Linked DNA regions of Mus musculus: region 2 is linked to region 1. Evidence: chromatin loops called from intact Hi-C (ENCODE). Cell type or tissue: left cerebral cortex. All regions are shown on one strand.

Region 1 (8,000 bases):
TGAGACACTTTGGGCATGGCCATAGGCCTGAGAGAAAGTCAGCTGCTGAAGGCCGAACAGAGGAGTCAAATTTCTGCATGTGGGCTGAGGCAGGGCCCCTCCAGAGTCCTGTCCCTTCAAGGAATCCTTCCCTGGTGTGTGCAGTTTTGTCCCGATCTACTTTAGGATCTGAGAGAAAAGCCTCACTCTGAAGAATCTGAGTTACCAGCCCAACCTGTAGCCACGGGGAAAGGAAGGCGTAGCTTGAGTGGCATTTGTCAAGTCAAAACCTAAGTTGTGCTTTCTTGTTTGTATTGTGTGTTTATACTTTCATGTTTGTGTTGTGTTGTATATGTGTATGCTATGTGCATAGGGGGCGGCGTATGGACACACATTTGTGTGTGTGCACGTGGAGGTCTGAGGTGACATCAGGTGGCTGCTTCCATTGCCCTCCAAGTCTTTGGAAACAGGCTGTCCCACAGAGAAGCTCATCACTCGCCAGGGTCTTCCAGGACCAGCTCCTCATCTGCCTCTCTCCACACCTCTGCCACCAGCCTCTGCCACATCAGCCCAAGGCTGGGGTTACACGCATGCTCCACTATGCCACACTTTTTATATGGGTTTTGGGGATCTGAATTCAGGCTCTAGTGCCTTTATGACAGGCAGTTTACTGATCCAGTCATCTGCTTTCTCCTCAAATGTAAACTATTGCTTTGGGTAAATACAGATGTCTCAGTACGGGACAGCCAATTGTCAGGCCTGTAGCACATGGACCACCCTGATGGGGATGTAGTAGTGAAAAAGGCTGCCCATCTGCCAGGACAGGGCAGCTAGGAACTCCCTGTACTGTCTGCTTAGTTCTACTGTGAACCTAACAGTGCTCTAAAAAACTAAAATGTCAGAAAAATGTATTGAAAGCTACTGTGTGCTGAGGCAGACTACTTAAAGATGTGGCTTGTACTGTCTTTTCCCACGTGGCTTTGTAAAGTCATCCTTCCAAATGCCCTTTCTTTCCCTTGTTCATGCTTGAACAGTTTTCAAATCCTACACACGCTCCCCCCACCAAGGTTTTGTATGTTGTGGTGTGTCAAAACGAGTCTTCTCCAGTGTAGAAGACTATGTGTACAAAGCAGGAAGTGATTCTGGGCCAAGGACATCCTGACAGTCACCCCTCTCCTTAGTTGCTAATAAGAACAGACCCCTCAATAAAGTGTTAATTTCCACAGGCCACCTCTCACCTCTTTATCTTTGGAAGCGAGAGGAGAAGGTTGCGGTCTCCCTCCCACCCCCACCCCCAAGCAGAACTTCCAGATGTCAGTTATTAAATCAGGGGAGTTATAGCACTGGCTCTTTCCCAGGGGTGGTTGTGAAGGCTGGTGTCGGATAGTTCAGACTTCTGCTGCCTCTGCTCAGCCCACCTCTGGCCCTAGTTCACTGGTGTTGTTCTGCTCAGAACTGTAGAAGTCCTGAATAATGATAGCTTTCTAGGACGGGTTCCAGATAGAAGGCTGTGAAGCAGAAGAAGTTTTACCCTTCTTGACTTGAGCTTCCCACCTCTGCCTCCGGACCACTTCTTCAATGAGATGGGGGAGGGAACAGAATCTCACACACATCTGCCGATTCCCTAACACTATTTTGCTGATCTTCAGTTTGCTACCTATGCAGGAACAAGAGTAGTATAAAACTAAGTAAGCCCATCCCATGATACCACCTCTGCCTCTCTTTAACCTCTGGGCTGTGGTGTAAAAGATCTATGTCAACCCATGCCCTCAGAGAACCAGGCTCCACGATGAGATGGGTGTTGGACGGATCTTCGAGTCATGCGGAGGAGAAAGATGGGAAAGATAAAGAACAGACTGGAGTCAATGACACCAAGAAAGGGGAGAGTGAAGAGAGAGTGTCCAGACATGCCATGCGCTACTCGGTGACTTGGAAGGAGGTGAGGCCAAGATAAAGCCCACAGCCAAAGAAGGGGTTCCTGTGCTCTAGAAGCTATCTTAGCATGCCTTACTAAAGCCCCCAGTCAGCCATCATACCATATACTCCTCCTGGAGTATAAGGGCCATGAGATGTGATCAATGGTCCAAGGTCCCCTGGCCCCTGAGGTGGATGCTCTGTGCGAAAGTATTGATTTTAAAGACGTATATCCATCCATTGTGAGTGTTCCCGTAATACCTAAAAAAGCAGTCATTTTATCTTCTGCCTGCATGTCTCTGCTTCCTAGCTTCAGATACACTATGCCCAACTGCCTCATATCCCTGCCACCCCAGAAAACACGCAAGAAGTCCTCCATGGTGGTACACACTCCATAGTGGAGACAGGAGGCTCCCTGCAGCTTGCCTGGCCCTAACCAAAAAGTCCTCAGCCCCAATGTGAGAGTCCACATCAAAAGACAAGGTGGACCATTCCAAAGGATGGAATCCAAGGGTGGTCACTGGCCACCATGTGCATACAACAGCAGCCTGTACTCGTGTAAACCTGCACCACCACCTACATGAAAACACACCCAAGTAAAGTACATACCGGGGTGGGTATCAGAAATAGAATAATGAATGCAGTCTGAACCAATCTTCACTTTCAACAAGTATAATATAAATGTATAAATTATTAATATAAATAAGTATAATTTATGATTATATGTATAATATATAAATATAAAATAATATAAAACACACAGGAGACTGCTTGGACTCACTCTCTATTTGCCACGTCTTGACTGATTTCACCACACACTCTTGGGTGTTTGACTCGTTAGGTTTTTGGTGGGCTTCAGAAATGTGCTTGCCTGCTTCTAGCAGACTCTTCAGTTCAGGCCTAGCAAGTGTGCCAACCTTTCCCTTTATTTCCAACCCTGCCCCCTCCCTGTTTCTCATAACCATTGCCTACCCTCTTGAGAAGGGCAGAGCCCTGCCAAGAATGTATCTAGTTTCTTGCCCTTGCTACAAAACTCCTTGCATTTGTATCCTTACCTGAATCCTGGACAGTGTCTTCCTTCAAAAGTCCCTTCTCTACACTGACTTTAACATCTCAGCTTGTTTTTGCAGACTTGCTGTCTCAACTCCATTTTCTAGCCTGCAGTTCCTGGTTTCCCTTGTTCCCCTGTTTCCTTGGGGTCAGGCCATGAAGAGTCCCTGCTCCAAGAAGGAATTTTGTTTCCCTCAATCTTACAGTTTGGGATTCCCATCAAGAGTCTTCTCAAACAACCTGGGTGACTAAAGCTTAGTGGTCCTAATGTCCCAGCCAGCACTAAGCCAGCCACATATGACAAGGCTCACTATTGTCTTCTGCACCTATCCCTCATGGTTTTTTGGGGGGGGGGAGGGGGGAGGGATTGTCTTCATTCCTAAGTCTTTGACTGTCAGTCATTTTAACCGGCCCTTCTCTGATCTCCACTCCACCCCTCACTGTGCCTCCAGGGTTCTCCCTTGGTGAACAGCTTTTTCTTTCTCCAGTAGCTTGTTTCCGAGCTCCCTAGCTGTCTCCACATGGTTGGCTGCCCAGAGCCTGGGTCTCTCTAGTCTAGAGCGTTGACCTACTTTATCTATGCACAGTTTTCCTTGGATGTCTTGCCAAGTACCTCAAGCGGGAGCCACGCCAAAATCATTATCTTCCCATCCGACTGGTTCTTTGTGTTGCCTTTCCCTGCTTGGCTTTGTACAGTCATCCTACCAAACGCCCTTTCTTTCCCTTGTTCATGCTTGAACAGTTTTCAAATCCTACACGCGCTCCCCGCATCGAGGCTTTGTATGTTGTGGTGCTTTGAGATCCTCCTCAGTCCCTCACAACAGCCAGCATCTCACCCAGGTTCCTTCTCTTCAGATGGCTTCTTAGTGATACAAAATATAAAATCACAGTTGACAGGCTGCAGAGATGACTTAGCGGTTAAGAGCAGTGACTGTTCTTCTGAAGGTCCTGAGTTCAAATCCCAGCAACCACATGGTGGCTCACAACCATCCATAGTGAGATCTGACACCCTCTTCTGAAGACAGCTACAGTGTACTTACCTATAATAATAAATAAATCACAGTTGACACATGTCCTTCTCTGCTCCATTCATGTCAGTAAGCTACTGTTGTCCTCCAATCAGAAGACAAGCTTCGTGTATAGACTCTAAGCCCTATCTAGTCTGCCCTCAGACTCTTCCTGACTTCTCTGTGCTATGTTCAACTTGTACATCATATCTCCATTTAAAACTGTTTCCTGTTCTCTAACTACAAATTCTGTTTTCACACCTTTGCTTAGGTCGTGTTTACCTCATGCCCTGTTTCCTTTTGCCCACACATGTCATCAGCACGTTGACCTGCAGCGTTTTGAGTTTCTTTCACCTTCGCAGCTTCCGGGCAGCAGCGCCTGCTTTCCCTTTGGGAAGTTCCCTTGGTGTGGTGCTTCTCACAGACCTGTCCTGAGCTCAGCTCACCAAGAAACAAGAGCAACGCCTTTCTGCTCGGCTGTTCTCCTGTATAGGAGGCAGCCATGGCGCCCAGGCGGAATGGCATGATCCTGAAGCCCCATTTCCACAAGGATTGGCAGCAGCGAGTGGACACTTGGTTCAACCAGCCTTCGCGCAAGATCCGTAGGCGCAAGGCCCGGCAGGCAGAAGCGCTTCGCATCGCCCCTCGCCCCGCGTCTGGCCCCCTCAGGCCCATCGTGAGGTGTGGTCCGTGCTGGCAGGGGCTTCAGCCTGGAGGAGCTCAGGGCGGCTGGCATCCACAAGAAAATGGCTCGCACCATCGGCATCTCTGTGGACCTGAGGAAGCAAAACAAATCCATGGAGTCACTGCAGGCCAACGTGCAGCGCCTGAAGGAGTACTGCTCCAAGCTCATCCCGTTCCCCAGGAAGCCTTCTTCTCTGAAGAAGGGAGACAGTTCTGCTGAAGAACTTAAGCTGACAGGACCCGTGATGCCCATCCGGAATGTGTACAAAAAGGAAAAGGCTAGAGTTATCACAGAAGAAGAGAAGAACTATAAGGCTTTTGCCAGTCTCCGAATGGCCCGACCCGACTCTTTGGCATCCGAGCAAAAAGGGCGAAGGAAGCTGCAGAGCAAGATGTTGAAAAGAAAAAGTAATGCGCTTGTGGGAAGCCACATGTGCCTTTGCAGGGTGGCGCTGGCCACCACTGGCCACCACTCATACATAGGCAGTAAAATTTTGGTTTTTTTTTTTTTTTTTTTTTTTTTTTTTTGCCAAGATGAGGTTTTGAGAATTGACCAATCAGATGAGAGACAAGTTAACCAATCAGATGTAGGCATGCAAATAAAATGTCGTGGTAAGCATAACCCATGCATAACCAATCCAGGTGTGAGACACGCCTCTCCTAGGCCTATATAAGCAGCACCAGTTCTGGGCTTGGGGTCACTTCGCATCTGCAATCAAGCTCTCCCAATAAACGTGTGCGGAAGGATCCTGTTGCAGCGTCGTTCTTGCTGGCGAGTCAGGGCGCACACAAGATGCGCTGTTGGAGAGTTGCAATAAATTTTCCATAAAGCAAAAAAAAAAAAAAAAAAAAAAAAAAAAAAAAAAAAAAAAAAGAAAAAGAAAAAGTAAAGAAAGAAACAAAAGCAACATGTACATCTTAGCTTTGTCACCACAGCTTGCAAGCAGGCATATGCAGACTCCTCTTTTTTTGTTTTGTTTTGTTTTGTTTTTCGAGACAGGGTTTCTCTGTGTAGCCCTGGTTGTCCTGGAACTCACTCAGTAGACCAGGCTGGCCTCGAACTCAGAAATCCGCCTGCCTCTGAGTCCCAAGTGCTGGGATTAAAGTCGTGCACCACCACGCCTGGCGCAGACTCTTCTTTGTATCTCCTGAGACAATGCCTCCTGCAGACAAAGGCTGCTGCAGCAAGAACAACCTCCTACTCTGCCTCCCAAGTGCTGGGATTAAAGGCATGCGCCACCAACGCCCGGCTCACAAGCCACATCTTTAAGTAGTCTGCCTCAGCACACAGTAGCTTTCAATACATTTTTCTGACATTTTAGTTTTTTAGAGCACTGTTAGGTTCACAGTAGAACTAAGCAGACAGTACAGGGAGTTCCTAGCTGCCCTGTCCTGGCAGATGGGCAGCCTTTTTCACTACTACATCCCCATCAGGGTGGTCCATGTGCTACAGGCCTGACACTTGGCTGTCCCATACTGAGACATCTGTATTTACCCAAAACAATAGTTTACATTTGAGGAGAAAGCAGAAGACTGGATCAGTAAACTGCCTGTCATAAAGGCACTAGAGCCTGAATTCAGATCCCAAAACCCATATAAAAAGTGTGGCATAGTGGAGCATGCGTGTAACCCCAGCCTTGGGCTGATGTGGCAGAGGCTGGTGGCAGAGGTGTGGAGAGAGGCAGATGAGGACCTGGTCCTGGAAGACCCTGGCGAGTGATGAGCTTCACTGTGGGACGGCCTGTTTCCAAAGACTTGGAGGGCAATGGAAGCAGCCACCTGATGTCACCTCAGACCTCCACGTGCACACGCACAAATGTGTGTCCATACGCCTCCCCCCATGCACATACCATACACATATACAACACAACACAAACATGAAAGTATAAACACACACATACACAAAGAAAGTAGTTTGGGAAGTTTATAAATTTGACAACTCATTCCTAAGTAATCAATGTCTCAAGTAATTTTTTAAAAGGAGAATTAGAAAATACCTCTCAATGAAGAAGGTGTGGTGACATGGGTCTGTAATCCCAGCCCTTGGGAGGTAGAGTCAGGAAATCCTGACTCAATAACATCCACAGCTATGTATCAAGTTCAAGGGCAGCCTGGGGTACATAATATGTTGTGTCAAAAACAACAGCAGAAAGAAAATACAATGACTCAAATGACAAAATGAAACTATTATACAATGAAAGCAGTACTTAATGAGAAACAACTTTTATCTTTAAAAAGATAGAAGAGCTGGGTGTAATGGTACAGGTCTTTGATGCCAGCACTTAAGATGCAGAGGTAGGCAGATCTCCGTGAGTTCAAGGCCAGCCTGGTCTGCATAAAGTTCCAGGACAGCCAGAAATACCCTGTCAGAGAGCAAGAGGAAGGGGGGGGGAGAGAGGGAGAGAGGGAGAGAGGGAGAGAGGGAGAGAGGGAGAGAGGGAGAGAGAGAGAGGGAGAGGGAGAGGGAGAGAGAGGGAGAGGGAGAGGGAGAGGGAGAGGGAGAGGGAGAGGGAGAGGGAGAGAGAGAGAGAGAACACAACAAACTCCAAAGCAAGTAAAAAAAAAAAAAAAAAAAAAAAAAGACTTATCAAAATCTACAACAGAAGCCGAGCAGTGTTGGTGGTGTGGTGTTCCAGAACTTGGCAAGCAGAGGCAGGTGACTCTGAGTTAGAGGCCAGCCTGGTCTACAAAGGGAGTTCCAGGACAGCCAGGGAGCTACACAGAGAAACTTGTCTTGAAAAAAATTAAAAAGGTAAAAAAAAAAAAAAATTTAAAACCTACAACAGAAATAAGTGAGTCAGACAAGAGAGAAAAGCCATGAAACCAGGAGATAAACCTTCCCCCATCCTGACAAAACAAGAAGATTCCAATCATTATTATTGCTGAATGGGTTATCACCACCAAACCTGCAGAACTAAAAAGAATTCTAAGGACTAGCACCAGCAATTATACCATGATAAATGAGATATTCCAAGTGCAACAGATTCTTAGAAGTACAATTTTAACACATTTACACAATGGAGATGTATGTATCTGCCTGGCCTTAGACATGTGTTCCCAAGGGTGTACATGAAGAAGCGTTGGGCATATTCTCAAGAGTGACTAGTGACAGGTGATGATGTGGCTCTGCTTATCCTCTGTGTGACTGCTCACTGACTTCCACTGCAGAGTGGCACTCTCTCTGTCTGTCTCTCTGTGTGTTTCTGTCTCTGTCTCTGTCTCTGTCTCTGTCTCTGTCTCTGTCTCTCTCTCTCTCTCTCACACACACACACACACACACACACACACACACACACACACACACACATACACAGGGTATTCCTGCCTGTCCTGGAACTTTATGCAGCCCAGGCTGGCCTTGGACTC
Region 2 (8,000 bases), 270 kb before region 1:
CAACCAATGGCAGAAAGGCAGACAGTTGCTGTGTAACTGCGGAGGAAGACTGTCTGGGGACAAGTACCTAAACCAAGCAAAGGAAGAATTTTATTAACTGCCAAGAGAGCAGATATTACTCGGAAAGGATATAAACTGATCAGATATCAAGTAGCTTAGCTATGAATTATACTTTCAAATACTTATATAAATAATTGTAATGATTTGGAGGAGAATGAGGAATGACATTACGAGTGGCGTTGGGAGCTATTTAAGAAACCTAAGTAACAAGTGTCCCACACAGGAAATAGATTGAAACATTGAGAGTCAGGAGACAGCCATGGAAAGCTAAGTATTCAGAAATATGGAAGCAATTATCAGCAGAAACAATGTAACGAGCAGACAAGCAGGAGAGGAGATAAGGGGACAAATGAATGACATAAGGAGGTTTGGCATTAAGTCCTATACATAACTATTCAATTTTAAAAGCTAAGCATCCATACAAGTTAAAATATATATAGATTAAAAGCATAAACACAGTAGATGTGACAATATTAATACCAGATAAAACAATATTTAAGCCAAAAGTATTATGAATGAAAAGTTATTTCATAATGGTAAAAAGTTCTCTCTACCAAGAAGACACATTGTTGTGAATCTTTATCCTCTTGATTACATACAGTCATTAAGTAATAGTCTTAATATGTATTAAAATATGACAAAAACATTGGCAATAACAAATTTATCAGAACTCTTTATCCAAATCTTTCTCAAAAAGCTGAGATTAAACAGACAAAATAATTAATTCTGGATTCATGTTGAAGACATGAATAGTATAATTAAGTAGAACATATTCTTACACAACCATGTAAATATTTGCATATATATATACACACACACACACACATATCTCTACATACATGCTTTTCAGTTGACCTTAGAACACTCATGAGATACACTAAGTTAAGGGCTAGTGCGGGAACTCAGCAGGTAGAGGTGCTTGCCACGGAGATGGATAACTTGAGTTCAGTCCACAGGACCCACATGGTAGAAAAAGAGAACAAATTCCCACTAGTTGTCCTCTGGTGTTCCCACACATGCCCACACACAAAACAAGTACATTAAAATGTAATTCTAAAAAACTTAGGAGGCACTGCTCAACAATACACATTAAAAATCCCAGTATAGTTCAACAGGAACATACATTATGGTTATCCAGTCTAGGACCATAAGCAGTAAGATTAAAAATAAAGAAAGCAAAATGGCAGGAAAAAAAACTAAATCACGTACACACGTTCAATGTTAATCTCTACAGTAAAAAAGAAAATTTAACTGATATTGTTAACTCTTTTGAAATGGACAGTATATTTAACAAGACAAAACCTGAATCTTAAAGGTGGCAACTATATCTTGAAGACGATGTGTCAAGGCTGGAGAGGTAACTCAGTCCTGAAGGTACCTGCCAGTAAGCTCCAGTTCACACCCCAGAAACAAAGGAAACCCAGGAGTGGTGCTGGGTGCTTGTAAGCCAGCCCTAGGGCAGCAGAGACTCCTGGATCCCTGGGGTAGCTGGCCTGCCAGCTTAGCCTAATTAGAAAGCTCCAGGCCAGTGTGAGGCAACCTGCCTGAGAAACTACCCAAGGTCATCCTCTGCAAAACACACACACACACACACACACACACACACACATGCATACACGCACAAACACACGCACGCACACGCACACACGCACAAACACACACACACACACACGCACGGGCACACACACACACAAACACACACGTGCACACGCGCACACACACATGCGCACGCACACAAACACACACACACACACAAACACGCACACGCACACGCACACACACAAACACAAACACACACACACACACACACACACACACACACACACACGCACACACCATACTAAGTAGACCAGCAGGGGAGGGGCAGTACCTTCTGCACAGTGCAACTCTCAACACGGTTTTCAAGCCTTTTCCATCACTCAGATCACCCAGCGAGAAATCCTGTAGCCGCTAAAACCAACCACCTCCTGTTCCTCTTCCCCAGGCCCCGGTAACTTCTAATCCACTTCCTATGGATTTCTCACTATTCCATGATAAGAGAGCCACCCACCTTTGGTGTTCTTGGGACGGCCTTATTTCAGCTGTCTGTCCTCAGATCTCCTCCGCCATCACATTCAGTATGGCGTCCCCTTCTATGGATTAATACTGTCTTATGCTAGGGACATCATGGCCAACAGTGCCTTTGAAAGAAGGAGAATACAGACAACAGATCAATTACTTTGGAACAAAGAGAAAAGAAAATCTCTCCTTAGGTTGGACATGGTGGCTCATGACTTCAATCCCAGCCCTCAGGAGGCAGAGACAGGCAGATCTCTGGGAGTTTGACGGCAGCCTGCTCTAACAGATACTGTCTCAAAAACAACAAACAAACAAACAAGAATCTCTCCTTGAAAAGTTCTCTGCTTAAGTTAGAAGAAACTTCTCCCAGACCCAGAAGACAGGTAAAGGGTTCCAAACACCTAGAAATACAGGATGTCTAAATCACTTTAGAAGAATAACACAACCCTGAACAGACAGAAGTCTTAATAAATAGGCTAAGAAGAAAAGATTTCCTACTGAAAACATAGGGACTTAAAAAAAAGCCTGTGAAGTGAAATTTTTCTCTGAGCTCTTAGAAACTCAAAAGTGACTGTCCCTGCAGGTTTGTGCCAAGAGTCCAGGACAGTCCAACCCTGACAAATCTCTCACTAGAATGGAACATTTGCAAACTAAAGAAGAAAAACAACATGTATAGTCTTCTCTCACAATTTCCACCAAATCCCAACCTCTCTTTCCAAGTGAATTAGAAAAAGAATTTTCCTTTGCTAATTTCCTTACTTATTGGTGAAATAATATGAGTGTCCCATAGAAGCCAGGGTGATACAGGCTCAACAACCACAAAGGGATCGAGACCCACAGGTTGAGAAACACTGCTCAAAGGTCTTTTCTCCTTAAGGACAAATACCAAAGAGGCGAATTTTAATGAAATGAAGAAAATTTTACAGCTTTTAGGAAATACGAGAGTACACATCAAAAATAAGAGCGCTCATGTTTTAAAACTGTCAATGAGCTCAGCGGTCTGTAAACTCCAAAGGGAATTTTAATCGGATATTTAGCGGAAGTTGGCAAACCGACTCCAAATGCATCGGGGAAGATAGAAGTATGAAGAACCGACAGAAATACTGAAAAAGCGAGGATAAAGAGAGGAGAATTGCTCTGCCAGATTGTGAAACAAACCGCCAGACTACCACAGAGCGGGGTGATTGCCGCGCGGGAGAGATTCTCAGAGAAGCTCCATCTACACCCTGGGATTTATTTCGTCACCCAAGTGGCGTTTCAAATTAGTGTGAGAAGTGGTAGGACATTTGCTGTCCACTGGGAAAACACAGATCACTGCCTTGCATCACAGGAAAGGCAATTGATTTCAGGTCTAATTAGAGAAAGTTCCAAATAGAGACTGCTGAACTCGGGATAAGCAGGGTTGCTGGCTGGGAACCAGATTTCCCGTTCAATGCCCCAGGCCGGCTGTGAGTGGGAGCGCTAACCCCTAGGGACCTCCCTGCCTTGGTGTGAGAACCTGCAGGAAGACTGAAGTGTTCTGAGGTGTGTTTTTTAGTCCGTATGCTCCTTCCAAGTCCTGTTTCATCAGCTTGGAGATGCCCAAGGCCCCCAAAACCAGATCCTCCTGCGATTTAATGCTATTTCTGAGCTGGTACTGGTGCCAGAGAGCAGATGGGGAGGTCAGAGGACAACTTCAGGGAGCTGGTTTTGTCTTTCCACAGTGTGGGGCTTGAGCTCAGGCTCAGTTCACCATGTTTAGCAGCCGTGGACTTTAGGGAGTGATGTGTATTCCATTCGAACCTGTGCTGCCCAAAAGACCTTTTCACGACATCGGAATTATTCCCTGTCTTCACTGTCCAGTTCAGTAACCACAGGTGTGGGAGTGTTAACACTTAAACTGGGCCTGGCACGACAGGAGCCAAATGTGCCACATGTGACTGCCAACGGATGTCTGTGAGGCCATCAGCCTCAGCCCCTGGGCCAGGGCCAGGTAGGACCTCGTGGAAGTCCCACAGTGTAGAGCTGGACTAGAACCAGGGCAGTCTTCAGAGAAGCTAGTCTAGCTTCTTACTGATTCCAGACCCAGCTACAAACTTAGTAGCTTAAAACAGTTCCAAAGAATTATCTCACACTTCCGGAATTCAGGAGGCCAAATTGATCTTAATGTAGGAGGAGGAAATTGAAGCATTCACGAGGCTGGCTCCTTGGGGACTTAGGTTCAGAGGCAGAGGTGAGCAAGAGGGATGGTATTTTGTACAACCTGCGCACTATCTTCCTGACACTAGAGAGGTAGTGACTGTCTTTTGAGTTGTAAAGTTCTACAAACAGAGCAAAGTTTAAAGAAGATTAGCCTGGCCGGGCTGTGTGTGAGTAGGTGGAGATGGGGGAGGGGTGCTGGAGAGCAGGGAAACTAGTGAATAAACAGAAGCATGGGATGTTTTGTTTCAGAGGGAACAGGCAAAGAAAGTGTCTGGCAGAAAACACCTTGTCAAGCAGAGAATGTCCTCAAAACATCACCAATGGTGCTAAACAAAACATGACCACAGTGGCTTAAATCGTTTCAGAAAGAAACATAATTTCTGATTTTATTGGTTTATGTACTCGAGGAATTTGTGTAATTGAAGGGTCTGTCCAATGACTTTATTAATGCCTAGCTCTGTTACCCAGGAGTGCATGTTTCTCTGAAATACACTGCATACGGGAGACACTGAAACCTTTCCACTTGCATCAGGTCATTTTCTAAGCTCAGCCAATGACTCTATCTGAAGGAGTATGGTGGCCCAGGTATTTGAATGAACACAGATAAGATGTAAGGCTCAGGGGCCATCCTTCCAACAGCCTGGGTTTTTAGCACAGGAAGTTGTGTTGTTTATCATCTGCCCTTCACCTTGAAGAGAAAGAGAGAAACAAGCCCGGCTCTTACTTACCAGATGGCCCTCTCTCTGTGGCTTGGGTGCCATCTGGAATTGGTTTTGATAAATCCAAACACTAGAGCTACATTATCTTTCTAGCTAAATATATCAGGTAGTTCATTAGCCTGGCAACCTCTGCCTTGCTTTCACTAGCTAAACAAGATAGGACTGGAGACGGAGTGTGGGTTTTGTTCACCAGGAAGCCACTGAAGAGAAATCACTCTGCCTTCAGTGACCTCTAGAATGATTTCAAAGATCCAGAGGCCAGCTGAGTCCCTGAAGGGGTGTAGACACTGCCCTGGGGACCTGTGGATAGCGGCATCTGGCAGGATGCGGGCGGGGCTTGGCTGTGTTTCTGATCCTGGGTTATTACTCAAAGCACTCCAGTCTCCGGACACCTAAAGACTAAAGGCAGCCAGAAACTTTCCTCCTTCTCTTTAGAGGATTCTCATCTTTGCATTTGTGCACATACATAAAAAGGTAAAAGTAAAATCATTTTCCAAGCTTGGAACAAAACCCCAGGCCTGCCTCACCCAGCCTTTCCACGGCTCGCTTTCAAATGTGTTCCCAGCTCCGCTGCTTCTTTGGATTTTTTTCTTGTCTCCCTATTTTGGTTGTGTGTGTGTGTGTGTGTGTGTGTGTGTGTGTGTGTGTGTACATTCAGGTCCATGTGTATGTGTGTGTGTGTGTACACATTCAGGTCCGCGCGTGTGTGTGTATGTGTGTGTGTGTGTGTGTGTGTGTGTGTGTGTGTGTGTACATTCAGGTCCATGTGTATGTGTGTGTGTGTGTGTACACATTCAGGTCCGTGTGTGTGTGTGTGTGTGTGTGTGTGTGTGTGTGTGTGTGTGTGTGCACATTCAGGTCCATGTGTACACTTATGTGTGGTATGTGGTGTGAGTATGTGTGTGTCTATGTGTGTGTGTATAGGGCAGAGGTAATTGAAAGGCCCCTTCCGTTTTATCTCGCACTTTGACTTTGGAGAGAATATGGAAGAGAGCCTTGCTCACTGAGCAGGAAGCTCAGCCATTCGGACAGCCTGGCCGGCCAGTGAGCTCTAGAGATCCATCTGTCTTTTTCTGCGCCTCCTGTGGCACAGACCAAAGAGTCCAGCTCCTCCCTGGGTGCTACTAAGGCTCTGACCTGCTTAGTAGAGAGCACTTTCCCAACTCAGCCATCTCCCTGGCCCTGCATCTCCATTCTTTTTAAAACAAATGTTAAAGTTTGTATATGTGCACACAGACAGCCTGGTCTCCAGTCGAGCAAAGGTCTGGAACCCCGGGGACCTGTGAGTGGTGATTTCCATCAACATGGGACAGAAGGTGTTAGATTATGTCTCCTGGACCCCTGGTTCCTGTTGAAGTTACTACCCCCACAGCCCCCGCAAGAGAGGTGTGTGACTATCAGTCACATAGATAAAGCCCCAAGCTTCTGGCATTCTGGCTAGACTCCACCCCCACAGTTATCTGACTATAGCCAAGTATGCTCCTCCCCACAGTTACCTGGTAGCCCAGCCCACTATAAAAGGGGCTGCTTGGCCCCTCCTCGCTCTCTCTAAGCTCTTACTTTGCTTACTATCATCTCTAGTCTTCCTTCTCTCTCTCTCTCTGTCTCTCTCTTCCCCCCCTCTCTCCACGTGGCATGGCCAGTCTCTCTCCCTCTTTTTACCTTCTCTCTTTCTCCCTGCCTTTCTACAATAAGGCTCTAAAACCATAGACTGTCTCTGCTGATCAAGGCCCACTGTGCTTGAACGATGAGATAGGCTTTCCCCTAAAGACCTACATCTAACTTCTCCCCAGAAGGCCTTCCTGCACTCCAGCCACAGACCAAACCAAGGACTTTTATCTGCTTGGGAACCACCCAGCACCACCTCTCTCCCTGCCCTCTCTTCCCTTCAGCCCCGGGGCTGACTGAGCCGTCCCTGGGGCCCCCATTTTGTTCTCAGCTCTTCTGCGGTGTCCAGCGGCATCTGGGATCCCCGAGACTGAGAACCTGTTATCTCTAGCTTCCATGAGGCCTAGAGACCTAGAACTTGTCCACCCCCTTGGACTGGGTCCTGAGCTTCCCACAGCCAGACACCTACCCGGGGCCTCGTGGAAAGCCTATGGCAGTCCTCCTTCGTCCACCAGCCCAGAGCACGGGAACTCTGGCAGGACACAGGTTTTCTCCCACTCCCTTTATTCCCCCATGCCCAGCGCCCAACATAGGGGTGTTTTGCCTGAATGTATGTCTGTGTACCACATGTGTACAGTGCCCATAGAGGGCAGAAGATGCCTTGGAACTGGAGTTAGAGATGGTTGTGACCCACCATGTGGGTGCTGGGAATTGGATGCAGTAACTTTAAAGACTGAGCCTTGTCTCTAGCCTGCATGTGTCCAGACTTTTTAAAAACATACTTTTGGTACATATCTTTATGTTTCCATTTTACGTCGCCATTTGTTCAGAAGGAGAGAATCTGCTCTCACAGGTCACAGGCTCCCTCTCAGTGTGGTCCTCTCCATCACTCAACAGCAACAGTGAAGGTTTCCATGTCTATGGAAATGGTCCTTAATGCTCAGCTCTTCCCTGGGCCGTAGTTACTGCCTTTTCTTTATTCATTAAACCTTCATTGCCCTTCCTACAACAATAATATTTTGTTTGTTTTCTGGAAACAGGGTCTTACTTTGTACAGTCTGTAAGGCTGTCCCGGAGCTTAGTATGTAGCTCCAGCTCGAATTCACACCAGTCCTCTACTTCAGCCTCTCGAGTACAGGAATTTCAGGTGTGAGTTCCCACGCTTGACTCAATAATCTTTTGTGTTTAGATTTTTATGTGCCAATTGGTGATCTACCCTTATTCTTATAAATATCTCCAAATAGCAGTTTCTCCTTTCTTTGTTCACATAGTAAGTATTTATTAATAGTAAGTATTTATTAATATTGTTTTCCTTTGGAGAGACCCCTTCTTTAATAGTCTGTCCTTCTGTCTGTCATTCCCTGTCAACACAAG

Evidence for each region. A loop is a pair of places that touch in the nucleus more often than their neighbours do. Peaks named below come from ENCODE experiments on the same cell type or tissue, not always from the same donor. Only the 100,000 strongest peaks of a DNase experiment are listed, where the experiment ranks them.
Region 2: a loop joins it to region 1, with 2.1 times the contacts of the local background. A loop is called at or near these places in 2 of 42 quality-filtered maps.

The regions. Positions count from the first base shown.
Region 1 is chr1:39,594,459-39,602,458 of GRCm38, reverse strand. Gm51620 (a long non-coding RNA gene) reads right to left here. Exons shown (of 3, transcript XR_003947781.1): 2 at 4,233-4,726; 3 at 3,940-3,983. It also overlaps the pseudogene Gm5100. Among named protein-coding and RNA genes, the nearest start is that of Gm51620, 6.2 kb to the right of the region's middle. In left cerebral cortex, no CTCF peak of the experiment used is centred here; a DNase peak (open chromatin) is centred at 3,542.
Region 2 is chr1:39,865,441-39,873,440 of GRCm38, reverse strand. No RefSeq gene overlaps it. Among named protein-coding and RNA genes, the nearest start is that of Gm35600, 17 kb to the right of the region's middle. In left cerebral cortex, no CTCF peak of the experiment used is centred here; a DNase peak (open chromatin) is centred at 3,303.